Regions from separate parts of the Homo sapiens genome. Here region 2 is linked to region 1. A link is an interaction called in ENCODE POLR2A ChIA-PET data of the cell type or tissue named here. Cell type or tissue: GM12878. All regions are shown on one strand. Links, peaks and the distances in the headings refer to the core of each region. The heading gives the core; the rest is flanking DNA. Region 1 overlaps GPD2 (glycerol-3-phosphate dehydrogenase 2). Region 2 has its middle 16 kb from the start of LINC01876.

Region 1 (4,000 bases), core at 1-4,000:
CTTCCCAGTATTTCTGCCTGCTGCTCAATGTCCTATCAGAGAATTTCTTTTCTGTTTAAGTTAACCAGATTTTTTGTTTTTCCTGTCTGCAACAAAAACCTGAGCAAGCCCTAACCCCTAATCTCAGTATCCTCATTCCTCGAGCCACAAGTGGAACTTGATCTCTCAGGGCCCTCCAATTTTATAAATTGCAATTTACAAAATTTCAAATAAGCCAACTGAAAACTCAAGAATCGAATTATACAACAAGTCAAAAGAAGCCCTTTGATATAACTAAACCATCTTTCATAATAGGACTGGGAAAAGCAAGTGAATCCTTTCACTTTCACAGAACCATTTTTTTCAGTCCTCTTTTCCTCATTTGTGTGTGAGCACATGCACACAACTTTTTACAAAATGCTGGAATGGCTCAACCTGCCCCAGGGGTGATTTCGAGTGTGAGCTACATAATAAACACATGGAACCATGTGCCAAGGACCAGCTGGGGAATTCTAACTGGAGGCAGCCTTTTGAGAGAGCCTTTATCTGTTTCATGGTAAGTCTTGTACCTTATCAGATTTCTCTCTTTAATCACAGGAAGATTCCACACCTTATCAAATTGTTATCAAATCAGTCTGACCTGAACCCAATGTCCTGATTGTCTGAAAGGAATGTGTACTAGGGCATTTACATGAAAAGCAGGCTAACTCTTGGCCCCCATCAGAGAGCACTGATGCTGGAGACTCCGAATGTGTGAGTTCAGGACCCAACCAGCCACTAACTCAGGTTCTGGGGACGTCCCTTTCCTCATCAGAGTCTGTTTCATCTATTAAGTAGGTCTAACAACAGCCTCTCTACCAATCCCCTAGAACCGCTGAAATAATCAGATTCCAGCATATGTGAAAGCATTTGTAAACTGCAAAGCATTATAAGAATGAAGCTAATATTGTTAACAGATTGCCTTCTACTACATTTACCTTCCTTCTCCTTTTGTTAAGATAACCTTTTATTTAATACCTCAATCATAAACATTCCTCAGTTATCAGAATAACATCTCTCAGCAACCCAGAATTAATGTTTATTTGGAAACTTTATATGGGGCTTGAGACTCTAAAAGATGAAATGAAAAAGTCAGAATTTAATTATCTTTTTAACTATAAAAGCAAAATATTCAGACTTACTTGACAAAGATATCTTTAACAGATATTGTTTTTTAAGCTATAGTTTAGACCATTTCATTGCTTCTGCTTGAACTCTATAGTTACTAGGCAAAATCCTGATCTTTTTTTTTTTTTTTTTTGAGATGCAGTCTTGCTCTGTTGCACAGGCTGCAGTGCAGTGGCGTGATCTCGGCTCACTGCAAGCTCCCCCTCCTGGATTCACACCATTCTCCTGCCTCAGCCTCCCGAGTAGCTGGGACTACAGGAGCCCGCCACCATGCCCAGCTAATTTTTTTGTATTTTTAGTAGAGACGGGGTTTCACCGTGTTAGCCAGGATGGTCTCAATCTCCTGACCTCGTGATCCACCCACCTTGGCCTCCCAAAGTGCTGGGATTACAGGCGTGAACCACCACACCCAGCCAATCCTGATCTTAATTTGGTTATTCAAATAGGTTTGCCCTACTGGATTTTTTTTTTTTTTTAACAGCAATCTGAGTCATCTGTTTTACATGAATGTTTCACTTCTCATAGGAATGAATAAATTAAGGGCAGGAACTTGGTTCTATCCCCCACCATCTTCTCCAAGAGTTTACCTCCTGCAAGGACAACAATGTATGGCATGTAGGAAGGTGTTAAACTATTTGTTGCCTAAAGTAATAAATTCATGATTCAATAGGCTGTGAGTTGGGCTAGTGCCAATCAATTTACCAGAGCCCGATCACCCTAAGCGAAATAATAAAACAGCTATTCTGAACCTTCACAGGCAAGGTCACATGCTGAGGCAGAAGACTGAGATGCAAATACTGTGAGAATCAACTTAATTTCACTACCTCCTAACAGCTAGTAGAATATCTGATGTCTCTCACATAAAAAGACATGAAAAGAAAGTTTATACACAATATAGTTATCAATAAAATAATGTCAAATTGCAACCACATACATCTAGCACTATGCTAGATGCTATTGCCATATTTTTTAAGCCAACAAATGTGTCAATATAAAACATGTAAACATTTAAAACAAAACTTCCCCTCGGGGGTTTGGGGGAACTACCTACAGATATAATCTCTGCCCTTTGTACTTGAAAAAGACTTTTCTAATATTCTAAACAGTTTGATTCTAATCTGTACTCAATAAATATGTGAGAGTTTCAAAATAAGATAATTCAATAAATAGGCTCTAATCTCATTTCTGATAAACTATTATAAAAATTAAATAGTACCGTAATACAGCTCTTTCACCAAAACAGTTTTAATGAATGTCAAAAATACTCCCTTTGTCTCTGAAATGCTGGACAATGGTGACATGTAGTAAGACTCAAATGTGAAAAATAAACAACAGAAGAAGCACACCCTCATACTTCTAATCATTTCCTATAATTTCAAAATAATAATAAATTTAGAAATTAGACAATGTCACACCAAATTGAAAACGTATGACTTAGTTTTACTTTCAACTATACAAGGCTGGGACATACCACGTCTATTACTAATGTTTTTCCTTCTGTTTTATAATGAATCAAATACCATGCTTTCAGTGAGTGGAGTTTCTTGCCCAGACTCCCAGCAATTTTCAAAGACTTCCTGGAAATGCTCGCCAGTGGTTATTGTCAAAGAAAGATTCTATTAGTTTCTGAGACAGTCAAGGTGCCCTTGCCCTGTTGTAATCACTGACAGCATTCAACCTGCAGGGTCAGCCCCACGCAGTCCCTGAGTCAATCCTAAGTCAATCCTGGCAGCCCCTGGCATTATACAGGGAGCCCCATCCCTCTGGAAACTGTTATCTGCCCATAAACTGTTATCTGTCTTTAAGGAACCCCTACACAAAGGAATCCCTGTGCTCACAGGTGTGCAGTCTCTCCCACTGTAGACGTCAAACAGAAGAGTTCCTGCCCCAATATCTGGTTCTCACTCTGTGCTCCTAGTTGAACTAGAACTCTGCTCATATCTGTTTGCTTAGCCAAAGCTCTGACATTCTGCTTAGCTCTTCCCTCAAGTAATGGTCTCTATCTCTCTTTTCAAGGGGATGACCTAGTGTCCTCCATAGACCCCCTCCTCTTCCCACAGAATCCTGAAGATACTGTCATGCATTTGACTCCATGGATCACTTCACTAAGAAAACTATTAATCTGCTTAGACCTGTGCTCAGATCCCACGTACTGATGAGGAGTGGGATGGCTATTAAGATTGCCTAGTCAGCAGAGACAGGTGGTTTGGACTGCTGCCACTCCTTGGTCTGGAAGCCTGATCAGACAGGCTAGATCTTGAGCCCTACTTGTTGCTGGTTTACTTCTCTGCCTCTACCTTAGGAGAAGCCCTGCCCTCAAATCTTGAAGAGTATCCACATTTTAAAGTCAAGAAACCTTTTAGCAGGCATAGTCAAGGTTAAGTGCTGTCACGTATAGCTGTAAATAGATTCTGTGAATTTCTTACTGCCTATAGAAAACAAGAATAAGAGTTACTCATCGATTTTCAATCAATATCGTAGCTGAGGATACAAATTCAAAGGCAATTTTACTTTTTGAGTTTTGAATTCATCTGGTCACAATTTACATGTCAACAATGTTGAATTCTAATTAAGAACCAAAGCCTAAGAATCAAAGACTCAGACTATAATAGTCTACTCACCTTAAGGAGAGGGCAAAATTATAATACATTACTCCACTAAAATACAACTTAAAATACAGCATATTAATCTTCAACTTAATACTCATCTCAAAACTTCTGAGGAGCACTACACAAAGATGCTTTTGTAAAACAACCTCGCAGCACTTTGACGTGACCGTATGTTCATTAAAAGGAAGTATTACTACTTACATACATAAGGTACATAATGAATTCAGTATGTGTCTAGAGTTGGC
Region 2 (17,131 bases), core at 6,406-10,405, 270 kb after region 1:
CCGTTTATAAGTCTTCTCTGTCCCCACCTGTAACTCCTGGTAACCATTGATCTGTTTTGTGGCACTATAGTTTTGTATTGTTTTGAGAATGTAATATGTGTAGCATTGTACAATGTGTAACCTTTTGAGATTGGTTTCTTTCACCAGGTACAATGCCTTTGAGATTTGTCCAAGTTATTGCTCATTATCTAGTTTGTTTCTTTTTATTGCCCTTGTCTTCTGTTTCATGGGTGTACCAGTTAGTCTATTCATTATCTGGTGAAGAACGTTTTGGGCTGTTTGCAGTTTCTGGTGATTATGAATAGAATAGAGGTGCTACAAATATTTGTGCACAGGTTTTTGTGTGAACAAGAGATTTCATTTCAACTTTCTTTCTAGGAGTGGGATTGCTGGGTCATATAGTATATGCATATGTAAATTTATAAGAAGCTGTCAAACTTTTCCTGACTAGCTGTACTATTGTGCATTCCACAAGGCATGTATGACAGTTCAAAGATAAAGTTTTGATAATACTTGTTGGCATTAAGTCAGGGCCTCCCTAAGTATGGATCTTTTTTTGTTGCTCTCTTCTCCTCTCTTGTCTCTTAATCAGGAAGTTTTACAGTGGTCGAGGAACATTATTCAAACAAAAAAAAAGTACAAGTTTAAAAATAACTGAATAACGAGTCTTCTACCACCATGCCAAGGGCAGAGTTCTGCTTAAAGATGATTTGGAGAATGTGCTTGGGCTTGAGGTCCACTTTGAATTTCTTAGACTCTTTTTTTTTTGGTCCTAGTTCAGATCTTAGAACCTCCAAACCCTTGATGTATATGCTGGCACAAAAAGAAAGATATTGGGATGAAGGAGGAAAGAAAGAGGGAGAGAAAGAGAGAAGGAAAGTAGAAAAGAAGGGTTGAAATAATTGGGTGTGTAGTTGTCAGGCAAAATACAGGATAGCTAGTTAAATTTGAACATCAGATAAACAATACATACATTTTCACTGTGACGTATATCTCAAATATTGCACAGGGCATACTTACACGAGTAATTATTTATTCTTTATCTGATGTTAAAATTTAACTAGCAATTCTGTATTTTTATTTGCAAAAATTGGCAACTCTAGTTGCATTCCAGAAGGATGTTAAGTCTGTTTATCTATTCAGTTACATGGAATAAAAGAAATGGATTACCATCTCCCTTCTTTCCAGTGGCAGGTGCTGCCTGGTCCAAGACAGGACGGCAAGAGAATCCATAGGTCATGAAAACTTTCTTTTAAAGTACAGCCAGACTGCCCATTAGCAAGTTATAGTGTCATGTAAGTCTCATGCATGGACCAATTTTGTTAGCAACTTTTAGTGGAGGAACTAATAAAGAAGGTGGTTCAAGGTAGAGGAATCAGAAGAATCACTTTCTTATCAGATGATATGTCTTTCTGGGTGCCTCTTTTACACCTCATTTTCTTTCCTTTATTAATACAGAAAAGTTAGAAAGATGAACTCAAATCTTTCTTCTGTCCTCTAGCAAAGATTCTGGTAAGGAAGCATCAAGTCTGTGGAATAGAGAAGAGAACTTTTATTGATTGATTGACTTATTGCTTAAGTGTTGTGTAGAGATGGTCTATTGACAGATGCAACCTGGCATTTTGATAATATTAGGTGGTAGTAAGTAGGTGCCTAGAGACCTTTTGCAGCTTGTACATATGTTAAGGTTTTCCTCCTACCTATGGAAGAGAGCTGGCCCATGACTCAACAGCTCTGGACTTCCCCGACCCTGGCCATGCACCTGGCTAGTGAAGTGAACAGCTCTGTTGGCTGGACTGCCACCCCACTTTCCTGGGTCCTTATTCACTTTTGTATAGAGCAATGCCTGGCCACAGAGCTAGCAACTTCCCAACTGATAGAAACAGTTCAGTGCTTAGGCTTCATTAACAGATGTAGAGCACCCAGGAAAGAGGGCAGTGACAAACTTGCTTTATTTGTGCTGCAGAATATCCAGAGTATTGTGTTTAATTTGGGGACTATATTATACAGGTGGCACTTAACATGTTGGAAAAATGTAATGAGTTCAATAAGCTGCTGAAGTGAGAAACAGGTTGAGGAATTACATATGGTTGGTTTGAAAAAGGAGGACTCATAATCACACAAAGACTGTGTGTGATTTTTGTCTTCAGGTATCTTTCATGCAGGATGAAGTTTAGATTTATTCTGTATTACCCTACAATGGAGATTCTTAACTTTTGTGAATATGATAAATGCTTTTGACATTTGATGGAGAAAAATGTATACATTCACGATATGCATACACATTAGAAATTTTTAGTAACCATATGCATTCATTTTAGGAAACCCTCAGATGTACTGTCTTCCTAGAGGATGAATACAGAAAGATCACAGCAGCAGATTTCAGTTTAGTAATAAAAGAACTTTCTAGTGATTTGAGCTTTCTGGAGCTGAAATAGGCTGCTTCAGGAGTTAATAAGCTCCCTATCCCTGGGCAGTTTTAAGCAGAGGCCGGGTGGTCCCTTGATGGTTATATTGAAGAGGACTCTTATAAATATGGTGGAGTTTTGGCCAGATTCTAATTCCTTTAAAGCCTTGAGAATCAATTAGATTCTATGAGTTTTATAGTAAAAGCCTCATATAACATGATTGGTCTATAAGGCATATGGTAATCCTGTTCATAGACATTGGCATTCATGTATGGCTTTATGGAGTATTTGATTTATTTTAGGACTTCTGCTTGATTTCCTCTTGGTCTGCCTCATAATTTTCATTAGCTCCATTTGGAGATTTTTTTGGGGGTTTGGCTCTATGGCCCAGTACCCATATTCATTGCAGTAATAAAGTTTTAATACTGAAATATAAAGTCATGTGTTAGTTATCAAATTTCCTTAGCTCATTAGCTCCTGAAGAATAGAAACCAAAGTTTTTTAGGATGATCTTGTAGAGAGATCAGCTTGCTGGGGTTACCAAGGTCATTCTGTGACTCCCTGCCATCCTTTGCATAACCATAATTTCAAGAACCTTTTAACTCAATCACTGTAATTACTTTACATGTTTTGTTGGAGAGAGAGACATAGAGAAAGAACAGAGGTGTTCTGTGATTTTGGGTCATTTTTAGCCATAGCTTCTTAATACAGAATGACTGCATTGCTGAACCAAATGAACAGATTTAGTCTTCAGTTTCCAATCCTTGAGATTTCTCCTGACCCTAGAAGCCAAAGTATTGCTTAATGATAATTATGTTTCTTCGGGTTTCCAGATCAATTTGGCATAGAACATATCTACTTTGTTGTCCAGACAAGGCACAGAGAATGAATGAATAAGATCATCTTCCAGAAGGTAGAACCTCGTTAAAAATAGGAACTGAGAAATATATTGCCGTGGAAGCATTTGTTGTTATGTTATTAACAGGGACTCAGATGTGTGAGATGTAGGTTTAATTTATATTTAAAATATACTGATGAAATATATTGCTAATCTTTTCATTCTTATGAACTGGGGGTTACTTGAGTGATTTCCAAGAGTAGATTCTCCCACAGGAAAGCAGCCTACTTCCCCAAATGCCAGCAATTTTGGGGCATTATCAAAAAGAGTATTAGAGTCAGGAGAACAATGTGTGGAATTTTGGAACCAGAAGAATAGCTAGAGCAGGTCCAGAAAAGGGCACCTGAACTGAATCAAGGGAATGTGAGTGCTGCCATCTGAGGACAATCTAAAAATATGTGCTCTCATCTGTCTGGCAATATGCAGGCGAAAATGAAAAATGATTGACGCCTGTCAAATTATGAAAGTTATGTATAATTGGAACCAGACTTAAATGCAAATGAACTAACATATGTGAATGGGATTTAAATAGTTCCTGGCACATAGTAGGTGTTCAATAAATGTTAATTCCTTTCTTATGCAAGCTTCTTTTGAAGTTTAAAAGAGGAAATCTTAACACAAATAAAAAATATGTAATTTGCTGCAGGTAGTAAACATATGAAATTTGATACTGAAGGAGGTGATTTTGATGGAAAATGTGAAACTAGCTTTAAAATGGAATTGGATACATCCAGAGATGATAAATACATAATGATTAGTTAAGGGAAATGAGTCTTTGGAGGCTGAGAGGACAACTTCTAACTTCAAAAAATAAGTTTGTTGTTTTTCTCAATATAAAAGACACATTTGTTAAATAGTTTTTTAAAAAAAATAGTTGAACAAAACAAAAAACCACTTAGGCTATCACCATTCAGAAATACCACTCTTAACATTTTGTATGTATAGTTGCAGTATCTTTCCATGTAAGTGAAGATATTTTATCAGAGGTACACAAATCTTGATAAACTTTATTTTACTTGATGAAGTGGACATTTATTTTTTCCATGTCACTAAATATTATTCACAACACAATTTTATGTGATTAATATTCTTTAGTATGAAGAATGTCATATGGTTTATGTAATCAATTGTCTACAATTGGACCTTGGTAATTTCCCCAAATTTTGCTATTAGAAGCAAAACTTGTGTATCTGTCTTTGTGTAGTTTTAAAAATATTTTATTAGGTTGAATCCATAGAAATGAAATTGCTTGATCAAGGAGCATGAACATTTTTGAAGGTTTTAATAGGTATTGCCAAGTACTCTCAAGAAATGTTATAATAGCAATGTATACTGCCATCTCGGTTTATTAAAGTATTCATTTCCCCAAATCCTTTTCAAACCTGGACACATAAAAAGCCGATTTGCCAAGTTTATGTTTAAAATATGTTATAATTTTAACTTAACATTCATTACTAGTAATTAATGTGAGATTAAATATCAAATATTTTCAAATGTTATTATGTTTGGGATAAGGGCATTGCCATTTTATATACTTTAATGTTATATTGATGTGCCTGTCTTTTTCTTATTAATTTGCAAAAATTTCTAAATGTTGCAGTGTAGTTGATTTTTAAAATGCTTTTTCTGTGTTTGAGAATTCTCCTTCATTTGAGTTCTGGCCAGCTTTCTTACTACAGAAACCAACAAGATAGGATGCTTTTTCCTAAGGTTCTTCACAGTCGTGGTGTTGCATGTGATCTATTTCAACAAATCATCTCCATCCATCTGGGACTTCTGAATTTGGAGCTAGGGATGCAGAGAAGCATGGAAAGATGGGAATTTATTCTGGTAATGTGGCAGGTCAAGCAGTGTCAGCAGGAGTACCTAATGTTCCATGCTTAGCCTCATTGGTTGTGGTGTCCTCAGCAGATGGGATCTGTGATATAATTTTGATTGTGATTCTGGCTGCCTAGCCTCTCATTTTTAATATCATTATTTTAAAAGTCAGGTTTACTAGGGTGTTTACACATAGTAATATTCAAGAATATTGTTTGATGAGTTTTGACAAATGTATAACATTTTATAATCAAGATATAGACCATTTGCTTATTTATTGGCTATTTACCGTGAGCCAGGCATGAAATGACTCACTTATGTTCTTTCATTTAAAACACATCACAACTTCTTGTTGTTGGTTCTATTGTTCACATTTCACCAAACGTATATTCTATAACTTGCCCCAAATAACACTCTGGTTGGTGGCTGAGCCAAGATGTAAACCTACAGTCATTTCTCCTGTTCTGCACTGCTTCAACAAATCAAGGCGTTGTCATTTGTTAAAATGCTCATTACCTAGATATCCATTTGGAAGCATGATTTTTCCACATTATTCCTATTTGAAATCTCCAATATTCAGAAACAGAACCTAAAACAAGATTCAGCCACATGTAATTTCATTTTGGCACTTGCTACTGAATTCTCTGGAAATGATAGTTTAACGTACAAAGTATTTGTGTAGTATGCATATCAGAGGTCAGTGAATAAGTCAACATGCATTTACTGAATTCATTAATGTACACAGTAGATTACCGAGGGAAGAAGTTATAAGTGGAGGAAATATATGGCCTTAGTTCTTAATCTAGTTGGTGGAAAAACAAGTGGAAATTGATTAGTTAGTTTACAATAAAAGATTCTTTATGTCCCAGGGTTAAACTATGTGAGAGAGAAAAATACAGTGCTTAATGGGGGGAAGAAAGGGTTTGAGCTGTATGTTGAACAAGACATGGATTTGGAAGGGATAGAGAGGAGAAGTTTTTCCCATGAGGAGGTCAAGAGAGTGAGGGGTGAGAATGAACTAGGCACATATATAAGACAGATACTAACTAAAGTAGAGAACTTGAGTCAGAGGGTAGGAAGAAATAAAATTGAATAAACACATGTTATAGAAGAACTTGTATACCAATGAAAGAAATCTGGGTTTGATTCAATAGCCATTGAGACACCATTATACACCTTGAAGTCAGAATGATTATTTAGAAACCATAATCTGTGTTCTCCAAAAGGTAAATTGAGATGATGTTGAGCTATAAAAGCCCCTTAAACACAAGTATTACATGAAGATTTATCAAAATATACTTTATTTTTCCTTCCTAACAGCTTTATTTTTATTTTTTTGGCTAACCCTTGCCATCTGTATCTGTGACTCCTTCCTTTTACAGAAGAAGAAAGTAAGGCCCAAAGATGTTAAGTGACTTCTGCAAAGTCTTCAGCTAATGTGTGGTAAAATCAGGACTAGATACACATCACCTAATGACTGGCTGAGCACACATATCCTCAAATCTCTGGTTTCCAACATCTGTGCTAAGAAGCAATAGGACAGAATGACACAGACCTTGGACTCCCTGGGCTCAAAAGCCTGTTTTGTTACTCAGTAGCTTCTTACATTAGGCATCCATGTTAATTTCCCAGTCCCCTGTTTTCTTCATCAGTTCAATGTGGGTGGTAATCATAACAGCGTATAAACCTCATGGGTTACTGGTAAAATTAAAATAGTTTATATATATATAAAATACTTAGGATAGCATTTGGTACATCTCTTGAGGAAACTGATGCAATAAAAGCTGAGTCAAGAGTCATATGCAAAAATGAAACAATGAAAGTCTTCTTCATTGAAAACAAATCATATAATATTATTCTCTTCATTTTAAGTTTTTGACTGATACATCATTTTAAGATTTTTATCATCACTGTGTAATAGGGGGAGTATGGCCTTGTGGTCAGCTCCCTCATCTGAAATGGGAGCAACACTTACATACCTCATCAGGTTGTCTTCAAAGTGAAAGGAAATATTGTATATGAAGTTGAGTGTGTGCCACCCTGGAGAAATTCAGTAAATGTTAACTCTCTTTTCATCATTTCTTGTGTCTATTAGTGATTGATAGGAGAGAAACAAATGATGTAATAGCATGTACATGTTGATGAAAAACCTTAGAAGCAATTCATAATTTGTATGTTTACTGTGTGTATGTGTATGTTTTCTGAGTATAGTTGTACATGTGTCTTCTTCCTCACTTTGATTTTCTATAATATGCCATTTAATAGGCTCCTTGGGTTTCTCTTTATGTACATTTTTTTTGCAAAGAAAGACAAGCAGTCATTAGACTGTGTTGTGGAGGATTTTCCAAAAGACACTGTTTATGATAACCGTCTCCCCATTACCTTAAGAAGGAAAAAGGGTAAAATTTTTACCTAATGTTTTGTTTTAAAATACTGTACATTGTCTAGAGCATATTAACCAAAATAACATTGTATTGGACAGTGAAATTTAGCTGTAAAAATATTTCAGTTGCTAAGTATTACTAAACTTCTATTCGGCCTTAAGTAGTTAGGCCAACAGTGATTAATGTCTCTGCTTTTCTGAGTGGATTCTAAGGAAAAACAAGCTAACAAGAGCACAGGCTGTGTTTTGGATCCTATACCCTTGGGGCAATCTTTCCAGAGGAAAAGAGTCAACAGGACTCAACTTGGGTCCTATTTTGCAGGATGATGGGGATTTCTAGGATGGAGGCATCATAGGAGGATAAAGCCCTTGCTAGAAGTAGGAGGAAATATCTTGTTGAGAAGATGTTCATAGATGTCAATCTAACTAACAAAGCCATCCCGTATATCAATAGCCACATCCCCACAGAGGGAGAAGATCTGACACTGCAAGTGCCATGCCCTGGGACCAGGTGGTAGAGCAGGTGATCTATGTCATCTTGTTCACTACTTCTGTTCTTTCTTCTTCTACTTTTTTTTTTTTTTTTTTTTTTTGCGTTTGGTACTTTTGGGGAAGGATTTTTTTTTTTTTTTTTTTGAGACGGAGTTTCGCTCTGTCGCCCAGGCTGGAGTGCAGTGGCGCGATCTCGACTCACTGAAAGCTCTGCCTCCCAGGTTCACGCCATTCTCCTGCCTCAGCCTCCCGAGTAGCTGGGACTACAGGCGCCTGCCACCACGTCCGGCTAATTTCTTTTTGTATTTTTAGTAGAGATGGGGTTTCACCGTGTTAGCCAGGATGGTCTCGATTTCCTGACCTCGTGATCCACCTGCCTCGGCCTCCCAAAGTGCTGGGATTACAGGCGTGAGCCACCGCACCCGGCCAGGAAGGATTTTTATAAGCAATTTTCTTTTCTATCTAGAAGCCTTCTATAACACATACCCAACAATAGAGTCATCATTTCTATATCAATATGTGCTCACAGACTTCGTTATATGCTCCACATGGGAATGGGAGATGGAGGTACCGAGGAGAGGTTGTATTGGCAGAGGTTGTATCAGCATCCACATTTTCAATTTGACATATCCCAGTTCAAGAAAAAAGAAACACAGATTGCCTATTCTAATAAAAGAAAAGTCCCTACCCCCAAAGAACACAGAATATAACAAGTAGAAACATTCTTTTTAAAATTATTTTTCAGAACTATGAAAATTAATACTAGGAAATACTTCTTTTAATTTATAATAGCATCAAAAATAATGAAGCACTTATAGATAAATTTAACAAAGAAGTACAAAACATGTATACCAAGAACTACAGAATATTGTTGAACAAAATTAAAGAAAATTTAGGTAAATGGAAAGACATATTGTGTTCATGAAGTTGAAAACAGTATTGCTTAGATGGTAATATTTCCTCCTCTTACTGAAAACCAAATGTATTCTCATATCAAACATAAAAGTGTGAAAATGTAAAAATGTAAGAATAAATATTTCTTAGCTTTGCTAATCGCGCAATTATTGGAGAGAATCTTAAAGTGATTATTTTGAAGACCATAGGTAAGAAAAGATGAAGTTGTTAACGTAGTAATGAAGAAATAAAAGTATGAAAGTTTCCAAAATAGAGCAATAGAGAATGGGTGAGAAAATAGCATAGTGATGGAGTCCTGACACCTAATCCTTAGAACACTGTGTTCACTACTTATTAAAGCTAGCACAGCTGAGGAATCTTTGATATATTTATCAGTCTTCTGATTCTTGGATTCCTTACCTGTAAAATGAGGATAATAATAATACTAATTTGCTTTATAGGATAGCTGTGTGGATTAAAAGTTATCATAAATGTTAGCTGTATTTTTATGTTCTATAGCTATGATTTTATTTGCTAGAATATTAGTTGATATAGTTAATAATTTCTTCTCTTGAATAATGTTATCTCTCAGACACTTTTAAAATACACATTCACTTAAATCCTATTAGAAAACATATAGTTTAATTTTCAACAATATACACAGAAAATGGAGTTCAAATTATCTGTTATTTTGAAACAATCAGTGGAGTAAATTTCCCCTGAGGGAAGGGTGTCCTAGTTTCGATATTTAAGGAAAGCAGGTTAAAATCCATACACTGTTACTAGAAATATACAACTCTGGAAAATTTTCCCCCAAGAATAAATGCCTGGGGGTGTGTGCGGGGCATTGTGCAGGGATGCCTTCATTGCTTAAGTTTGCTGTTTTCAGAAATTATGCACTACTAGTGTATGAGGCATAGAGGCATCCAGTTATATACCAGGTTTAAATGTTGATAAATCATAAAACAGACGTCATTTTACATGGGGGAAAATGTATTCAACATTTTTCCCTGAGTAAAGTATGCAGAAAACCTGCTTAAATGGGGCATATAATTTTTAATGACTCAGGCCTTTAGTCCTTGGAAATGAACCAAGTGTGATAAATAAGATGGAAACTGGTGAATATTGAGTGTCTAGTCATCACATCATCAGATCTGAAATCACCTGAGATTGTATATGAAAGGTAGTAGCTTGAAAGAATTAGTCTTTAGTCTAATTGACTTTGAGCAATGTCGAATAAATGGAAGAAAGTTGATTATAGTCAAATAATAAAAAAAAACCTCTTCCTAAAAATTCAGAGATAGTGATGTGATAATAAAAAACAGTGTAAAGTTTTCATGTTATAAAAATAAATCAGCTTCACACAGAAATTATTTTGGGGTCAGTTTTCTTTAACCCACATATTATTGACAAGAAAATGTGTCTTCACCTTGCACCTTTTCTTTTGCTAACTTTCGACCTTTGATTTTTCAAATACCTATGAGTTTACACACAGGTAGGCTGCTCTTATTTTGTTCTTATTTCACTGGCTATTCTTAGGAGGAAATCTTCCCTAGTTAGCCCAAAAGAAACAAGGCTTATGCATCATTAAAAATAAATGAACATAGTAATTCTTTTACTTAATAAGATATAATAACTTAAAAATATATTAATGCTGTCCCTGAAGATCATAAAGAAGAAAGACTGTGGAAAACTAAAGAATTAGGTAAATCAGAGGAGCCTAAAATGAGCAGGTAACTAGTGAAGAAACAAATTAAATATATTGTATACACAATTGATTTTAATATAGCACCAGTGGTGCATCAATGCAAAAAAACTGTATCCAGGGAGCTTAATCTACTGTCGCTCTGTGGGCATCCAGTCTCTTAGGATTTCAAAATATTAAATAGCATAGGTAGATCAACAAGCTAACGGTACTTTAAAATACAGTAAAAAAGGAAAGTGGTGAATTATCATGCTGATCTTACAAAATATTTTTGATAGATGATATAATTAGAATAGCAATTTTCAATTTTGGCTTTGAGACAGCGTTATTAGCTAATCACAGATTCATTTATAGCTATAAACATGTAAAATTATTTAAAGTTAGGCATGATTTTAAGAATAAAACAAAAGATAAGGAATCAAAGCTTTAGAAAGATTCAGAATCACAGAGGTAAGGACAAAAGGCTTTATAGTAATTATCAAATATAAAACCATAAAGGTCAATAAAATGGACATTTAACAAATCAAAATTAGATCTATTGAGAAGAGAGAATTGAGAGTTATGCCAAAAACTACAGAAAAATTTTAATATTTATGAAAAATCTCAGAGTTCATAATATAGAAGAAATACCAGTTCATCTTGAAAAAATAGAGTTGAAGATTGCGATGTATGTTGATTAAATAAATTTCGCACCAATTATTTTTTTCATTGTAAAAATATTCTCAAGCCTATTTCACTATTTTTTAACAGAGAAAAGCAAAGGAAAGGGTAGTGTTTATTGCAAGTGCAAACCAATTATGTGCTCATATTCTGGGGAAAACATCGACTACATTTATAAAATATAAAGTTAGCCCACTTAAATTTTCTGATTTATAAAAAAAAGATACACATAAAGTGCAGAAATATATATGCATATATGCACATATACATCTATTCGTGTGTGTGCACATGCTAGGATTATTTTCCTAGCATAAACCCAAATTCTGGATTTTTGAATGGTAATTAAAAAGAAATTTAAAAGTTCATAAATTCTATATAATATTGTTTAACATTTAAACTTTTTGTTTCATCCCAAGAATGGACTTCACAGATGCAGTCTCACTGTTTATAAAATGAGTATAAAAATCTTTACCTTATATGATTGTGTATGAATGAGGGAAAAATATGTAAAACAATTAGCACAATACCAGGCATATAGTAAATTTTTTATAAAGGTGAATATTATTAAAATAAATTATTGCTTAAGCTCAGGAGTTTGAGGCTGCAGTGAGCTATAATTGCACCACCGCACTCTAGCCTGGGTAGCAGAGGGGGACCCTGTCTCAAAAAAAAAATATTATGAGAATTGGGGAATTGAATGCTTATACTACTAGAGATGCTTTTACTACTGACACAGAATGACAAACATACTACAGCTACTACAAAGGAAGAGCTAAATATGAAAAAAATTAGATTTTAAATTTGATAAATTGGCTTTATTTAAAGTAAACTTTGGCTGGGCGCGGCGGCTCACGCGTGTAATCCCAGCACTTTGGGAGGCCTAGGCGAGCAGATTACTTGAGCCCGGGAGTTTGAGACAAGTCTGGGCAATGTGGCAAAACCCCGTGTCTACTCAAAATACAAAAATTATCCGGGCATGGTGGTGCACGGCTGTACTCCTAGCTATTCAGAAGGCTGAGGTGGGTGGATCGCTTGGGCCCGGGAGGTCCAGGCTGCAGTTAGTCATGATCACACCACTGCACTTCAGCCTGGGAGACAGAGGAGACCCTGTCTCAAAAGGAAAAAAACAAACCAAAACCCCAAAACTTTACTGGTAGCAAAAATTTGTAATATTTATGGCTAATTTATTGGGTTAATTGACAGATGTTTGTTTTGGCTATTCTACACAGTGCTTACAACTCTACTGAAAGGAATTAGAAAGTTTATTGCAAGCTTTCCAGTTGTATTCATAACATATCTGTTCCTCAAAGTATATTAACGGATTTCTCCAAAAGGCCAATTATCAAATATTCTAATATTTGTGGCAGATTAAATATGGATTCAGGGTTATTAGAAGTGTAGAGATTTATGTGCATCACAGGTAGATAAAGTCATGATGAAGGTAAAGGTTTTATTGCCTAGAAATACATATTTTCTAGATCTATTCAGGAAATTAGCTGCATATGTGTGAAACTGTTATCATCTGCTTTACATTTTTCCATCTGGGCCAAAGGATAGTGTCCGTCCAATCTCTTGCTGAAACATAATGCACTGTAATTTGCTATTCTCTATATCTACTAGTATAGTAATTCTATTAAAATAGATATTTGGTTGGGCCAGATATTCCTTCATTCATTTACTCACTCAATGATAACTTCTAAAAATACACAATGATGTATTATTAGTGAATGTATGCTGGAATTTAGCGACTGTCATTTTCTAAGTGCTCGCAAGGTGTCAGTTCTGCAAGCATTCCATAATTTTGCTGGTCTATAATTTTCAGAATTTAATGTTGAGCTTTTAAAATCTCCACTAATGTTTTTTCTGTTTTGTTTTTGACTGTTGAACAGAATATTTTATCCTGTGAGCAAGCAACTATGAAGACTAAGGATAAAATATATAGTCAGATTTTGCCATAATTGTAAGATATTCAACAAATAAAAATTAATTTTTCCTTTAAACAATAAAATCTAGTTTTTGGTGCTTTCTTTTCTAAGTTCTCCAAAATCTAGAGAATATTTTTAGAGGTGGCCTTTCTGGATTTGAATCCCAGTTCAACTGTTATAAATTTTAGTTACTTCCTAGGTAATTGTGAATATAGTAATTGTGAATATACTTGTGTTGTAGGGTTGTTGCAAATAGATTAAGGTTTTCATAAAGCATTTGATACAAGATATGGAACATTGAGCAGTCCTCTAGCTGTTCGTTCAGCTTTTCTAAACTCCTCACCTCTAGCGGTGGTGCAGATTTAGGGCCAGAAGTAACTCTGGGCTATGAGATTGCAGTTGTTTTGGGGATGGGAGTGAAGTGAAAGTTTGGGGTAAGATACAAATTGATGGGATTGTCGCTACTGAGCAGGCCAGGGAAATGGGAGAAAGAGCAATGGAAAGAAGATAGAAGGTTAGGTAGACAGAGTAAGATCTGAGAATGTTGGGGCCCACATATAAGAGAGGAAGTGTTATTATTGAAATAGGAAGGGTTAGGTTGGTTGGTAGCTTTACTCAAGCTGAGAAAATCCAGATGTATTGTTTGTAACTGAATGAGGACAGAGAAGTCAGTGTGAGTCTTTTAACAGCCAACAGTTTATTGTACACTAGTCTTGAGCAGCTTCAATCTGAATTCATCTCCCCAGGACAGGAAGAAGTCAGGAGATCTCGGGGAGACAGAGCTTATGTCCTTTCTTATTCAGAACTGCCACAACCCCTATCCCTCACCAGTCAGGCCCCACATCACACCAGTGGCCCAGCTGGAATCCTAACATCAGCTAATTCCTTTATATTCTTGTCGTTCTTGACATTGCCAGAAAACGTAATCTCTCATGCTTTCCAATCCCAATAGTGTTTTCTCTGGGCCTCCTAACCCCCCTCTCTGTCCACAAATCTCCTTTTCAGTTGCAACCCCCATCCAATTTTAAACAACTTCCACATTTTCAATACTGAGGTTAATCATTAATTGAGCTGTAATGGGTATGTGTTGTCTACTAAGTGTTTTGGAAAGTCACTTTGACACTTATCCAAATAGACATGCACTCATCCTTCCCATGACCCTTTTCCTTCCATATACTTTAGAATGTTCTTCCTTGATAGAAATGTAAGCTCTGTGAGGGCATGTGTTTTTGTTTTATTCACTAATGTGGATTAAGTAACCATAGCAGCGCCTCTCATATATTAGGTATTCAATAAATAAGCATTGAATAAATGAATTTAATGAGCATACATTCAGCAAATATATGGTTACATGACAATATGACAATGAATGGGTAAAATAATATTTTCCCTTATGGAGTTTACATTCTAATGTGTAAATGCCAGAAGCCTATGACAAACAAACAATAAGCATGTAAACACATATAATTCCATACTTTCATTAATCTGTGGGGAAAATAAATCACATTAAGGAAATAGAGAGTGACTGGTAGAAAGAATTTTGGTTATTTTAGATAGACTGGTGAAGACAATTCTCCTTGGGGAGGCAAATCTGGGCAGAATACTGATGTGATGCAAAATGAAGATTTTGGACGTAAAAAGACTTGGGAATAGGCAGGAGTAATAAACAGAGAATATAAAGATCTTGATATGGCAAAATGTTTTATGCATGTGAGAGAAAGAGTGGTTGGAGATAATGTTAGGGAGATGAGGAAAGGCCATGTTGTACAGGTCTTACAGGTTACCTATACCTGGGGGTCCCTAACCCCTGGGCCTTGGACGGATACGAATACCGGTCTGTGGCCTATTAAAAACTGGGTGGCACAGCAGGAGGTGAGCAGCGGGCTAGCGAGCATTACCTCCTGAGCTCCGCCTCCTGTCAGATCAGTGGTGGCATTAGATTCTCATAGGACAGGAACCCTATTGTGAACTGCTCATGCAAGGGATCTAGGTTGCACTCTCCTTATGATAATCTAATGCCTGATGATCTGAGGTGGAACAGTTTAATCCCCAAACTATCCCCACACTGTCCCTTCCCACGGAAAAACTGTCTTCCTTGAAACCAGTCCCTGGGGCCAAAAATATTAGGGACCACTGATCTATAGGATTTTCATTTTATTTAAATGAGATGTGAAAGCATGGGAAAGTTTGGAAAAGTCTCATGATCTTATTTAGGATGATAAAATCATGAATTAAAAAGCTACTTGGTGGAGAGAGAAAGCAAAGAGACCAGCAAGGAGGCTATTGTAGCATCAAGTGACAAATGATGGTGGATTGAGCCAGAATGGTGGCAGTGGAGTGGAATCAGGTTCTGGATATTCTTTGAAGATGGATTTGATATGGTAAGGGAAGGAGAGGAATTAAGAATGGGTCCTAGATTCCTCAGCTGAGCTGGGAAAATCCATTTTACTATTAGTGTTTCCTCAGGAAGAGAATGAGCTAATGCATTTGGGGAAAATATTATCACTTCCTGAAAACTCAAAAGAAAATGATCATTTTTTAAAAATCTATTGTATCCTTTGTTTTCTCTTAACGTTCTTTTGTCTCCCAGCCTTTTATTTTGAAAAATGTTAACTTCAATAAGAATTTGAAAAAAATAGAACAACCATATACCCTTTACCTACGTTCACTAATTATTAACATTTTGCCACATTTGCTTTCTCTGTCTTTTCACATATACACACAAACACACACAGTTTTTCTCTGAAATATTTGAAAGTATGTTGCAGACATCATGAAACTGCACTGCTAATATTTTGGTATATATTTACACATATTTACTGAGAACAAGAAGATTTTCTTATAGAAATACAAGACCAGAGAAATTTTACATAGCTACAATGCTTTTAATCTAATATATAGCCTATATTGAAATTTTCTCAGTTGTTCAAATACTGTTCTTATTCCTCTTATCTTGAGTCATTCGATGATCAAGTTATGTGTTTTTAATCACTACTAATCTGGGGAGAGGTTGGCAAACTTTCTGTGATGGCTCAGACAGTAAATATTTTGGGTTTTGTGGGCTACCCCATATATTTTCTGTTGCAGCTACTCAGCTCTGCTATTGTGGCACAAAAGGAGCCATAGACAATATGTAAATGAATGAGTGTGGCTGTGGCCAATACACTTTTTTTTTTTTTTGAGATGGAGTTTCACGGTTGTTGCCCAGGCTGGAGTGCAATGGCGTGGCCTTGGCTTACTGCAACCTTTGTCTCCCGGATTCAAGTGATTCTCCTGCCTCAGCCTCCCAAGTAGCTGAGATTACAGGCACCTGCCACCATGCCTGGCTAATTTTTTTTTTTTTTTGTATTTTTATTAGAGACGAGGTTTCACCATGTTGGCCAGGCTGGTCTCAAACTCCTGACCTCAGGTGATCCACCCGCCTTGGCCTCCCAAAGTGCTGGGATTACAAGCGTAAGCCACTGCGCCTGGCCAACTTTTTATGGCCTCTGAGATTTGAATTTCATATAAAATTCATGATTCACAAAATATTATTCTTCCTTTGATTTTTTCCAACAATTTTAAATATAAAAATCATTCTTAGTTTGTTGACTGTATAAAATCAGGCAGCAAACTGGATTTATCCTACGGCCTATAGTTTGCTAACCTCTGATCTAGAGCAGCACTCTTTTTTTTTTTTTTTGGTCTTTAATGATATTGGCATTTTTGAAAAGTCCAGGCGTATGGTCATGTTCTGATTTTTTTCTTCACTATTAAATACAGGTTCAGATCTTTGGCAAGAATGCTACATAAATGGTATTGTGTTTTTCTCAGTGCATCGCATGTCAAGAGGTATAAATGATATCAGTTTATCCTATTATTTGTGAAGCTCTCATCCTTTAATTCAGTTTTGTGAGTATAGAATAATATTTCTTATTGATCTAAACATATCCATACATGTTCTCATAA

Evidence for each region. Peaks named below come from ENCODE experiments on the same cell type or tissue, not always from the same donor. Only the 100,000 strongest peaks of a DNase experiment are listed, where the experiment ranks them.
Region 2: POLR2A ChIA-PET joins it to region 1 with 5 read pairs; 2 of 35 experiments call an interaction of 5 or more read pairs at or near these places.

The regions. Positions count from the first base shown.
Region 1 is chr2:156,536,100-156,540,099 of GRCh38, reverse strand. The region is part of intron 6 of GPD2 (glycerol-3-phosphate dehydrogenase 2); the gene reads right to left. Among named protein-coding and RNA genes, the nearest start is that of GPD2, 100 kb to the right of the region's middle. RefSeq lists an enhancer at 1,390-1,449. In GM12878, for the core only: no CTCF peak of the experiment used is centred there; a DNase peak (open chromatin) is centred at 1,809; H3K27ac peaks cover 1,906 bases.
Region 2 is chr2:156,261,894-156,279,024 of GRCh38, reverse strand. No RefSeq gene overlaps it. Among named protein-coding and RNA genes, the nearest start is that of LINC01876, 16 kb to the right of the region's middle. In GM12878, for the core only: no CTCF peak of the experiment used is centred there; no DNase peak of the experiment used is centred there.